Linked DNA regions of Homo sapiens: region 2 is linked to region 1. The links are chromatin contacts, found by Hi-C or POLR2A ChIA-PET in ENCODE. All regions are on one chromosome and are shown on one strand. Each heading gives the region's core, a stretch centred on a gene start or an enhancer-like site at or near the end of the contact. The rest is flanking DNA. Distances are from core to core; before and after follow the strand shown. Region 1 holds the start of RABEPK (Rab9 effector protein with kelch motifs). Region 2 overlaps MAPKAP1 (MAPK associated protein 1).

Region 1 (5,287 bases), core at 489-2,988:
CTACCATAGCTCTATACTCCAGGAGCTCCTGTTTCTAACCTGAGCTGTTTTCTCTATTTTCTAGGACACAGCGACAGTTTCAGAGACTGGAGTTCTTTGAAACAGACATAAGAGAGCAAGCCACCTCTCTATTTTCAGGAAAGACACAGAGAACCTATGGTTATGAACTAAAACAAAGATAATGTAGATTCTGAATATGTCTAGAGACATTGTTCATTTATAGTCAGGAATAGCTTTACCCTTGACAGAGAACTCTGTGCCAGCTGCTGGGTGCTGAGCACTTTTATTTACATTATGTCATGTATTCCCCACCACAACTACTACATACATCTCTCTTTTTTTTTTTTTTTTCTTGAGACGGAGTCTGGCTCTGTCACCCAGGCTGGAGTGCAGTGGCACTATCTCGGCTCACTGCAACCTCCGCCTCCCAGATTCAAGCAATTTTCCTGCCTCAGCCTCCTGAGTAGCAGGGATTACAGGCGCCCACCACCACGCCTAGCTAATTTTTGTGTTTTTAGTTGGGGGGGGGGGCGGGGGCGTTCACCATGTAGGCCAGGCTGGTCTCGAACTCCTGACCTCGTGATCCGCCCGCCTCGGCCTCCCAAAGTGCTGGACTTATAGGCGTGAGCCACCGCGCCCAGCCTATGATAGAAATCTTATTAGCTCCATGGTTACAAACAGACAACCCTGAGGCCTGGAGGAAAGTAACTTCAGAACAGATACTCTCCTGGCTGAACTTTATATTTATTGCACTCTTGGCAGTCGTCCCTAGTTGTCTTTTTCTTTGATCTCTCTCTAGTTAAGACTTGCTCCTGGAGGCAAAGCGTGGTGGTGTCTGGCTCAGCATAGCACCTGCCATAATTACAAATGGCAATTATGGAATGAATCAGCTGTTTAAAGCACCAAATCTTGAGCTGGCCCGAAGACTGCGCAGGAGGATTGCATGCTCAACTCTCCCCTTTAGAAACTGTTAACAATCGTTGTGGCCGGGCGCGGTGGCTCACGCCTGTAATCCCAGCACTTTGGGAGGCCGAGGCGGGTGGATCATGAGGTCAGGAGATCGAGACCATCCTGGCTAACAAGGTGAAACCCCGTCTCTACTAAAAATACAAAAAAAATTAGCCGGGCGCGGTGGCGGGCGCCTGTAGTCCCAGCTACTCGGGAGGCTGAGGCAGGAGAATGGCGTGAACCCGGGAAGCGGAGCTTGCAGTGAGCCGAGATTGCGCCACTGCAGTCCGCAGTCCCGCCTGGGCGACAGAGCGAGACTCCGTCTCAAAAAAAAAAAAAAAAAACAATCGTTGTAACTGGAAATGTAACTGTTATACCCTCCCCCCCTTTTATTTATTTATTTTTTTGAGAGGGAGTTTTTGCGCTGTTGCCCAAGCTGGAGTGTGGTGGCGCCCAGCCCTGTTAGCCCCTTACAGAGTAGATCAGCTGCCGCAGGCATCTGAGTTCCCCAAACGGACGCCCGAACCCGGCATTGCGCAAATCGTTTCCAAGTAGCCCCGGCTTATTTATCCCGTCCGGGAGGGAGGGACCCAGGGAAGGCCCACCCCACTTGGTTCCCGAGAAATGCAGAGCCTGGCGTCCACTCCCGGTCTGGGGGACCCCTCCACCGCCAGCCCAGGAAGTCAGCGCCGGGCCCTCGGGGCGGAGCAGGGAAGAGGGAGCGGTTGGCCCGGACGCTCTTCCGGGTCCTGGGAGGAGGGCCCGGACCTAAGCCCCGCCCCTCCGGGGTGGAGTCACGGCTCGCGACTGGCCTAAGTCGCCGCAGGTATTGCAGTCCGGGGCTGGAGGGTAGGGGCGAGGGTCCCCGGATACCGGGTCTATCACGGTCTCGGGCAGGGAGTCTGAATCTTTTAGGGGAGTGGGCCCAAGCCGGGTGCAAAGAACGGGGAAGGGCCTTCCCTGGCTCCGTCCCGGCCACTTTGACCGAATCAGCCTGTTCTTTCCCGACCCCGTCTCCTATCCCCTAGAACTGCCACGTGGGGATGAGATTTGCTGGGCTGGTAGCGGCGGCTGCTGCGGGAGGTCCCGCCCACGTGAAGCCAGCCTAACTGAGCTCTGGACTTTGGGGACAGCTGTCAGTGGCCTAGGCCGCAGGTGAGATTTATCCATTCATCTCTCAATCTATTTTCTTTCTTCATTCACTAGCCACTCCCCCACTTCTACTCCATGCCAGGTCCATTGGTAGGTTCTCGGAATGGATCTGACAGGCCCAGCCCTCTAGGAACTTAGTCTAGTGGAATTTAATCTAGAATCTAGTCTAGAAGCCTTAAATAGATAAACATTCCAAATGATTCCTGCAATGGTGATGGCTAATACCTTCAGAGCCCAGTGGGTGGAAGAAGGAAGTAACTTGGATGTGGGTGGAAGAGAAAAGGGCAAATCAGGGAAGGTTTCACCAGGGAAGGGACTTTTGAACTGGGCTTTGAAGGTTAACTAGGAGTTTGCAAATTTCCCAGAAGGGAAGCGACATTCCAAATAGGGGAAGCAGAACAGGCTGCAAAATTATGAAAAGGCCTGCCATATTACAAGAACAGCAAAAAAACCAATAATGCAAGAGATTGTGGAGGTGAGTTCACGGGAAAAAAGCTCAACAGCAGAAGGCCTTACTTTCTATGCTATGTTGAGGCCAAGATTTATCCCAGAGCTCAGTATTTCTCAGCTTCTTTAAATATTTTGTCCTTTGAGCGGAGAGCAGTGGCTCACACCTGTAATCCCAGCTTTTTAGGAGGCTGAGGTGGAAGAATTGCCTGAGGCTAGGAGTTCGAGACCAGCCTGGACAACAAAGCGAAACCTCCATTTCTATTTTTTTTTCTTTTTTTGAGGAGGAGTCTTGCTCTGTCGCCAGGCTGGAGTGCAAGTGGCGCAATTTCGGCTCACTGCAACCTCCGCCTCTTGGGTTCAAGCAATTCTCACGCCTCAGCCTCCTGAGTAGCTGGGACTACAGGCGTGGGCCACAACGCCCAGCTAATTTTTTTTGTATTTTTAGTAAAGACAGGGTTTCACCATGTTGGCCAGGATGGTATCGATCTGACCTCATGATCCGCCTGCCTCGGCCTCCCAAAGTGCTGGGATTACAGGCGTGAGCCACTGCTCCCAGCCCCGTTTCTATTTTTAATTAAAAAATAAATAAATGGCCGGGCTCAGTGGCTCACGCCTGTAATCCCAGCACTTTGGGAGGCCGAGGCGAGCCAAGTTCAAGACCAGCCTGGCGAACATAGTGAAACCCCATCCCTACGAAAAATACAAAAAAAATTAGCCAGGTGTGGTGGCACTTGCCTGTAGTCCCAGCTTACTCTGGAGGCTGAGGCAGGAGAATAGCTTGAACCCGGGAGGCAGAGGTTGCAGTGAGCTGAGATCCTGCCACTGCACTCCAGCCTGGGTGACAGAGTGAGACTCCATCTCAGAAAAAATAAAAATAAAAAATAAAGCCAGGCACGGTGGCTCATGCCTGTAATCCCAGCACTTTGGGAGGCTGAGGCGGGCAAATCACCTGAGGTCAGGAGTTAGTGACCAGCCTGGCCAGTGTGGTAAAACCCCGTCTCTACTAGAAAAGCTAGAAAAATGAGCTGGGCGTGGGTGGGCACCTGTAATCTCAGCTACTCAGGAGGCTGAGAAAGGAGAATCATTTAAACCTGGGAGGGGAAGGTTGCAGTGAGTGGAGATTGCACCACTGCACTCCAACCTGTGCAACAGAGTGAGACTCTATCTAAAAATAATAATAAAGATAAATACATAGGCCAGGCACGGTGGCTCACACCTGTAATCCCAGCACTTTGGGAGGCTGAGGCGGGTGGATCAGCTGAGGTCAGGAGTTCGAGACCAGCCTGACCAACATGGTGAAACTCCATCTCTACTAAAAATAGAAAAATTAGCTGGGCGTAGTGGCACATGCCTGTAATCCAAGCTACTCGGGAGGCTGAGGGAGGAGAATCGTTTGAACCTGGGAGGCAGAGGTTGCCATGAGCTGAGATCTTGCCATTGCACTCCAGCCTGGGCAACGAGAGCTAAACTCCATCTCAAATAAATAAATAAATAAATAAATAATAAAAATAAAGATGAAAAGTTGGTGATTCTTATTCAAATCAATCAGGCCTAGAAATTAGTACATTCAACAGGAAAGGTTTAAAAAGGAGGTTGAATTGATTAAGATGATAATCATAAGTGTCTAAAAAGTGCCTTTCTTTCTTATGCATAGGACACCATGAAGCAACTGCCAGTCTTGGAACCTGGAGACAAGCCCAGGAAAGCAACATGGTCTGTAAGGAAGGATCCAGACACAGAAAAGCATGAGTTTTTGTTTCATTTATAAGTAGTTTATTTACATATTTGATCATCAACAAAAAGGGGTAGAGATGAAACTGTCTGCAGTTTCTGGTAATTAGACTCAAACTGTCTGAGAAAGTCTTCAGAGGAAAGATAGGGGGGCAGTAATTATCACAGAGCAGATGTTAATTTTATTAAAATCCATTTACCAGAAAGAGTAAGGCACTGACCATCTGGCATCCTCAGCTCCAATGCTGTGTCTTCCCCCGAGCTCTGACTCATTTTTAAGATTTTTAGGAAATTAGATTTGGATTAAACTGGCTTCACTGTTTCTTGGCTGTTTGTTCAAACAACCCTTTATTCAACAACTAACATTGGCCTGATGGGGGCAGCTGCTCTGTGGGTGCTGGAGGTAGAATTGTAAATAGTCTCTGTGTACTGGGGACTACAGACTAAGCAGGTGATGGTGATAAAATGTGATCTGCTCTGAGTCAGGGCCCACAGAAGGTTGTAGAGAGGTGGCAGTTCTTCAACAGGACCTTGAAGGAGAGACTCCAGACTGGCTTCCATGCATCTGTCTTGCTCTGTACCCAGAATACAGCCAATCATGGCATTTCCTAGTTTAAAACCCTTTTGTGCCTCCCTGTTGGTGTTGGGATAAAAATCAGACTCCTGGGCTGGGCACGGTGGCTCATGCCTGTAATCCCAGCACTTTGGGAGGCCAAGGCGGGTGGATCTCCTGAGGTCAGGAGTTTGAGACCAGCCTGACCAATATGGTGAAACCCCATCTCTACTAAAAATACAAAAATTAGCTGGCATGGTGTTGTGCAACTGTAGTCCCAGCTACTAGGGAGGCTAAGACAGGAGAATTGCTTGAATCTGGGAGGCAGAGGTTGCAGTGAGCTGAGATCATGCCACTGTACTCCAGCATGGGCCACAGAGCAAGAATCCGTTTCAAAAAAAAAAAAAAAAAAAAAGGCCGGGCACGGTGGCTCATGCCTGTAATCCCAGCACT
Region 2 (4,834 bases), core at 1,789-4,288, 310 kb after region 1:
TTCTGAACTTAGCAAGGGACCAATGGGTAACAACCTGGGGGAAGGCAGGGTGGTTAAGCTGCATATGAAACTCGATATCTAAATCCAAATGGAAAACTGCTTTTTATAAATCTGCATTTCTCTCCATAATCCTCACCTGAATAGTGGATATTTCACAGAGAAAGATTATAGTATTTTACACATTTTCCCTCCAAAAAGGCCAGGATGATAATTTCAGGTCTTACTGTGTAATGAGAGGCAGGGTATATACGAGAGGCAATATAGCCAGGTGGTTAAGGGCATAAACTTGGGGCCCAATTGCCTTGGCCTAAGTCCTGGCCAAGCAATTTTGCTGTATGACTTTGGGCCAACTTAACCTCTCAGTTTTCTTCTTTATAAAACAGGGGATAATAATAGCACCTACCTCACAGGATTGTCTAAAGTTTCAACGAACTAATAGTTGTAAGGCAGTTGGAACAATGTCCAATGCATTAATAGTGTGATTTAAGTATCAGCTATCATCATCACCATCATCATCATCATCATCATCATCATCATCATCATCATCAGACTGTAATAATACTAAGTGATCCTAACAGCATGGACAATCTAACTACCACCATCACAGGCCCTACTATGTGACAAGTGCTGTGCTAGGTCTTTTATGTACAGATCATCTCATTCACTCTTTGGTCACCCTAAGATGTAAAGAGTTTATAAACCCACTTAAGAGAGGAGAAACTGTGATTTATAGAGGTTAAATAACTTGCTCAGTGTCCCTCAGGAACTAGTAGAAGTGAGAGAATTCATACCTAGGACTGCCCAGGCCTGCACTCTCTATATTGCATTATGAACCACAGCATCTCACTCACACAAAGTTCTTAATAAATGCCTGTTGACAGTGAAGATTATGATAACCCAGACCTATATCAAAGTACAGTCTCCATCAAATACTTGTTTAATTTTTAGGAGGCTGACATGGGAGGAAAATAAAAATAGCATCCAAAAGCCATTTCAAAAAGACAAACTGTGAGGTCAATTTCTATGAATATACTTTTTGCCAAAGAAATGATTATATAAAATATAAAGGGCTCTTTCACACTGAACAGGACAAGGTTCTCAAGGCAACATCCACACTTTGGAAAGAGGATTTAAAAAGTCACAGCTGCGCATGAAGCCGCATACCCTCCATTTCACAGCAGAGAGGAACACAAAAGGAAGATTCTGGGAAGCAGTTACTCTGCAGCGACGGGAAAACCTGCTTGGGCATTCCAATGATGTATTTATTGCAGTAATACCATGTCACCGAATGGCCTAGGAACAAAATATTGCTTTGGGCACTTTGGGAGGGTTCCAAGTTATAATACCCAGGCAGGATTTTTATGGGATTTTGTAAACCCGAGGCAAACATCTCAGCACATAAGTTTCAAAGAAAATCTGCAGAATCTGTTGGTTGGTGGCTACATGCTCAGAGCAGCTTCCTCGATCCCTTTAACCCCTAACTGAAACATAAAAGGTTTTAGCATGCAATTCTTTAACAGCTGCTAGCTAGCTGAAAGCTGAAATCCAATGGAAAGCAAGTGCCTGCCAAAGTCCGAAGAGAGGGAAGACACACTGTCGCCTCCATTGCTCTGTGTCTTCTTTCTAGAGACCCGTGGGAGAAACTTCTTTCAGATCCTGGTATCAGGAAAAGCTGTACTTCCCTGGAGCAAAGGGCTTGCTTTTGTATCTTTAGAAAGTTTAACATAAATCTTGTAACTAGCTCCTATCATGTCCCTTTCTCCTTTGCCCATCAGGAAGCTCAGCACTAAATGTTCGTGTGACTATGATGACCTGGACATGCATTTCTCTGCCAGCTCCTCCTCCTGGGGACTCGTAAACTTGTCGTTTAATCTTTATGTTTCTTTTCCTCTCACGTAGTTTATTGGTTCGTATGTATACATATTTTTTTTTTGTTTCTTTTGAGATGGAGTCTTGCTCTGTCGCCCAGGTTGGAGTGCAGTGGCGCAATCTCGGCTCACTGCAAGCTCCGCCTCCCGGGTTCACGCTATTCTCCTGCCTCAGCCTCCCAAGTAGCTGGGACTACAGGCGCCCGCCACCATGCCCGGCTAATTTTTTTGTATTTTTTAGTAGAGACGGGGTTTCACCATGTTAGCCAGGATGGTCTCGATCTCCTGACCTTGTGATCCACCTGTCTCGGCCTCCCAAAGTGCTAGGATTACAGGCGTGAGCCACTGTGCCCAGCCTCGTATGTATATTTTTTTAAGAGGTGGGGTCTCGCTATATTGCCCAGGCTGGAGTGCAGTGGCTGTTCACAGGTGCGATCCCATTACCGATCAGCACAGGCGTTTTGACCTGCACGTTTCCAACATGGGCCGGTTTACCCCTCCTTAGGCAACCTGGTGGTTACCCACTCCCGGGAGCTCACCATACTGATGCTGAACTTAGTGTGGACATCTGATCAGCATAGCGCTGATCTAGGCTGTAGCCCAGAAATCCTGGACTCAAGCAACCCTCCCATATCAGCCTCCTGAGGAGCTGGGACCACAGGTACACACCACTGCACTCAGTGGTTTGTGTATTTTAAAATCTATTATAATAATTCCAAATATTTTTGGGATCAAGGTAGGATATAAGTGAATTAACCTATCATCATCATTGCTGACCATAAGAACAAGTTTGAGAATCACCTGTGCAAGGAAAAATGACAGTCAAAAGCTGAACACTTTCATGGTTATGTCTTCATGTCAACTGTTTTCCATTCACCAATTTAAAGAGCTGCTTTAATCTGAAAGAGCTTCTGGTAGCCAGAAAAAAGCTAAGTGTGAGCAGTAAGAGGAAAGGCTAGACTTGAGCAGAACATCCCTGGTGTTTGTGCCATGAGAGGGAGTAACGCTGCCAGCTATGCATCCTTGGGAAGGAATTTAAACTCATCTGTAAAATAGGGATAACAGAGCTTCCCTCAGAAGGTTGCTGTGAGGATTAAATGAGACAATGCAGGACTTCCCTTAGCAAAGTGCTCGGTCAATGAGAGCTGCTATTATTGCAAATACAGACTGAAACAGAAACCACTGCAATAAGGTTTAGGTAGATCCCTAGCCTATGAGTCACAACAGGCTCACAGCCTTACCAGGGAGGGCACACCGGGGCAGGGAATGCTGGCATCAAAGCGAAAGTCTGTGCTCTTTCCCTCGTGTGTCCAAAGTAGGGGTGCAGGGTGCATATCTATTTAAACAAGCTTGCTTTTAAGCTGCAGACGGCATTTAAGATTAGAGACTTGCTCAGCAGCCAGGATTCCTACAGTTCCCTAGTCTCTCAGGTCCTACAAATATAGTCTAAAAATGACGAGTAAATGTCAGAACCCACAGAACAAACCACGGCAGCACAGATATCAAAGGACACGTGACGCTGGGTCTGAGCTCACATGTCCACCCCACACAGCCTTGGCTTCTTCCACAATGACCTTCCATGGTCCACGTGGGTTCCTCAGTGCCTCCTGGCTTCTGCACGTGCCATTCCCTCTTCCCTCTTCTTCACCTAGCTCTGAGTCCTGCTTCAAGACAACCTGGTTCAGATGTTTCCACCTCAGGGAAGGGGAGGGTGGAGCTACCTGTCCCCTTCTCTGTGCTCCCACACAGCGCCTTGTTCCTACCTTGGTAGGAACACTCATTGGGCTCTTCTATAATTTACCAGCTCAAGCTGCCTCGCTGCCTCCCCCAGCCTCGAGGCAGGGATGAGTAATCTCTGTGCTTGGTGCATTGTTGATGCTCAAAAAATATTCATTAGATGGATGTTTGGATGGTAGTGTAGCATCACATGTCCTTTGATATCTGTGCGATCATGGTTTGTTCTGTGGGTTCTGACATTTACTTGTCATTTTTAGTCAATATTTGTAGGACCTGAGAGACTGAGGAACTGTGAATCCTGGCTGCCGAGCAAGTCTCTAATCTTAAATGCTGCCTATAGCTTAAAAGCAAGCTTGTTCAAGGAGGAGCTGAGGCTGAGAAGCTTGGCCCAGATTGTTGGTCAAGATTTGGATTTTCTCTCATATGCAACAGGTGCTAACAGAGCAGGAAAGTGACACAATCAGCTTTATATTTTGGTGAGATTCTTCTGGTGGCACTGCTGACAATGGGCTGGAGACTTATGGCAGGAAGACCCATTCCAGGAGGATCGTGCCAAGCCTTGACTACTCTATGGCAGGGGCTGACTGAATCTGCGTTCCTCACTGAGCCAAAGCCACTACGCTGATGCCGTCCGTATCAGAGCTCGGACCCAACATCAGCTATGCTAAAATGTCTGCATTTAGTGTCAGCTCCATCGCTTATAACTCTTCCTCCAGAGGCAACTATAATCATTTTCTGCTTGATCTTAATATAAGCACTGAACTATATTCAAGTGACAACCGCTGTAGCTTATACCCCCTCTGAGGCTCAGATTGGATAGTTTGGAATTTAAATAATAAAAAAGGAACAAGCTGACATGACAATAAGGTCACACTTTAGCCTCTTCTGAGCCAATACACCATTTGCTCTCTGTGAAACAGCTGAATATAATCAAATTAAATACAATTCCTATTACAAAAGAAGAAAGACCAAGGCTGTTCCAATAAACCAATTCTCCTGCCTAGTTAAACTGCAAAACCTTCAGGAAAGGTTTTGAAAGCATGACCCATCAGTTCTAATTTTTAAAACTTATCCTTTCAGTCAACACTAGAAAAAGGCCCATTCCAACTTTTATCTTTGCTACAAAGTGCTGTTATCTTGGCTTGATGTCAGGAGCTCTATCTCTCTTTCTGCTGACAAGCAGAGACGAGAAAGATAAGATTGGAAACGAATCTCACTTCTCTGAGTAA

What was found. Hi-C counts contacts between places; a loop is a spot of excess contacts on that map. ChIA-PET counts read pairs that join two places held with the same protein, here RNA polymerase II (POLR2A). Pooled maps may share reads with other maps.
Region 2: a pooled map shows a loop between it and region 1 (2.8-fold over the local background). The contact joins the enhancer-like site here to the promoter of RABEPK in region 1. A Hi-C loop is called at or near these places in 1 of 50 pooled maps. POLR2A ChIA-PET finds 5 or more read pairs at or near these places in 3 of 52 experiments (Caco-2, Panc1 and activated naive CD8-positive, alpha-beta T cell).

The regions. Positions count from the first base shown.
Region 1 is chr9:125,198,804-125,204,090 of GRCh38, forward strand. It overlaps RABEPK (Rab9 effector protein with kelch motifs), which reads left to right and starts at 1,739. Exons shown (of 8, transcript NM_005833.4): 1 at 1,739-2,103; 2 at 4,205-4,263. The coding sequence starts at 4,211. LOC105376271 (a long non-coding RNA gene) reads right to left here and starts at 1,593. Exons shown (of 2, transcript NR_135145.1): 1 at 1,423-1,593; 2 at 730-852. RefSeq lists a silencer at 1,617-1,666.
Region 2 is chr9:125,510,658-125,515,491 of GRCh38, forward strand. The region is part of intron 7 of MAPKAP1 (MAPK associated protein 1); the gene reads right to left. It also overlaps the pseudogene RN7SL30P. Among named protein-coding and RNA genes, the nearest start is that of MAPKAP1, 190 kb to the right of the region's middle. Within about 2 kb of position 3,039, at least 19 of the 41 ENCODE cell types and tissues checked have a DNase peak (open chromatin) inside an H3K27ac peak, as active enhancers do.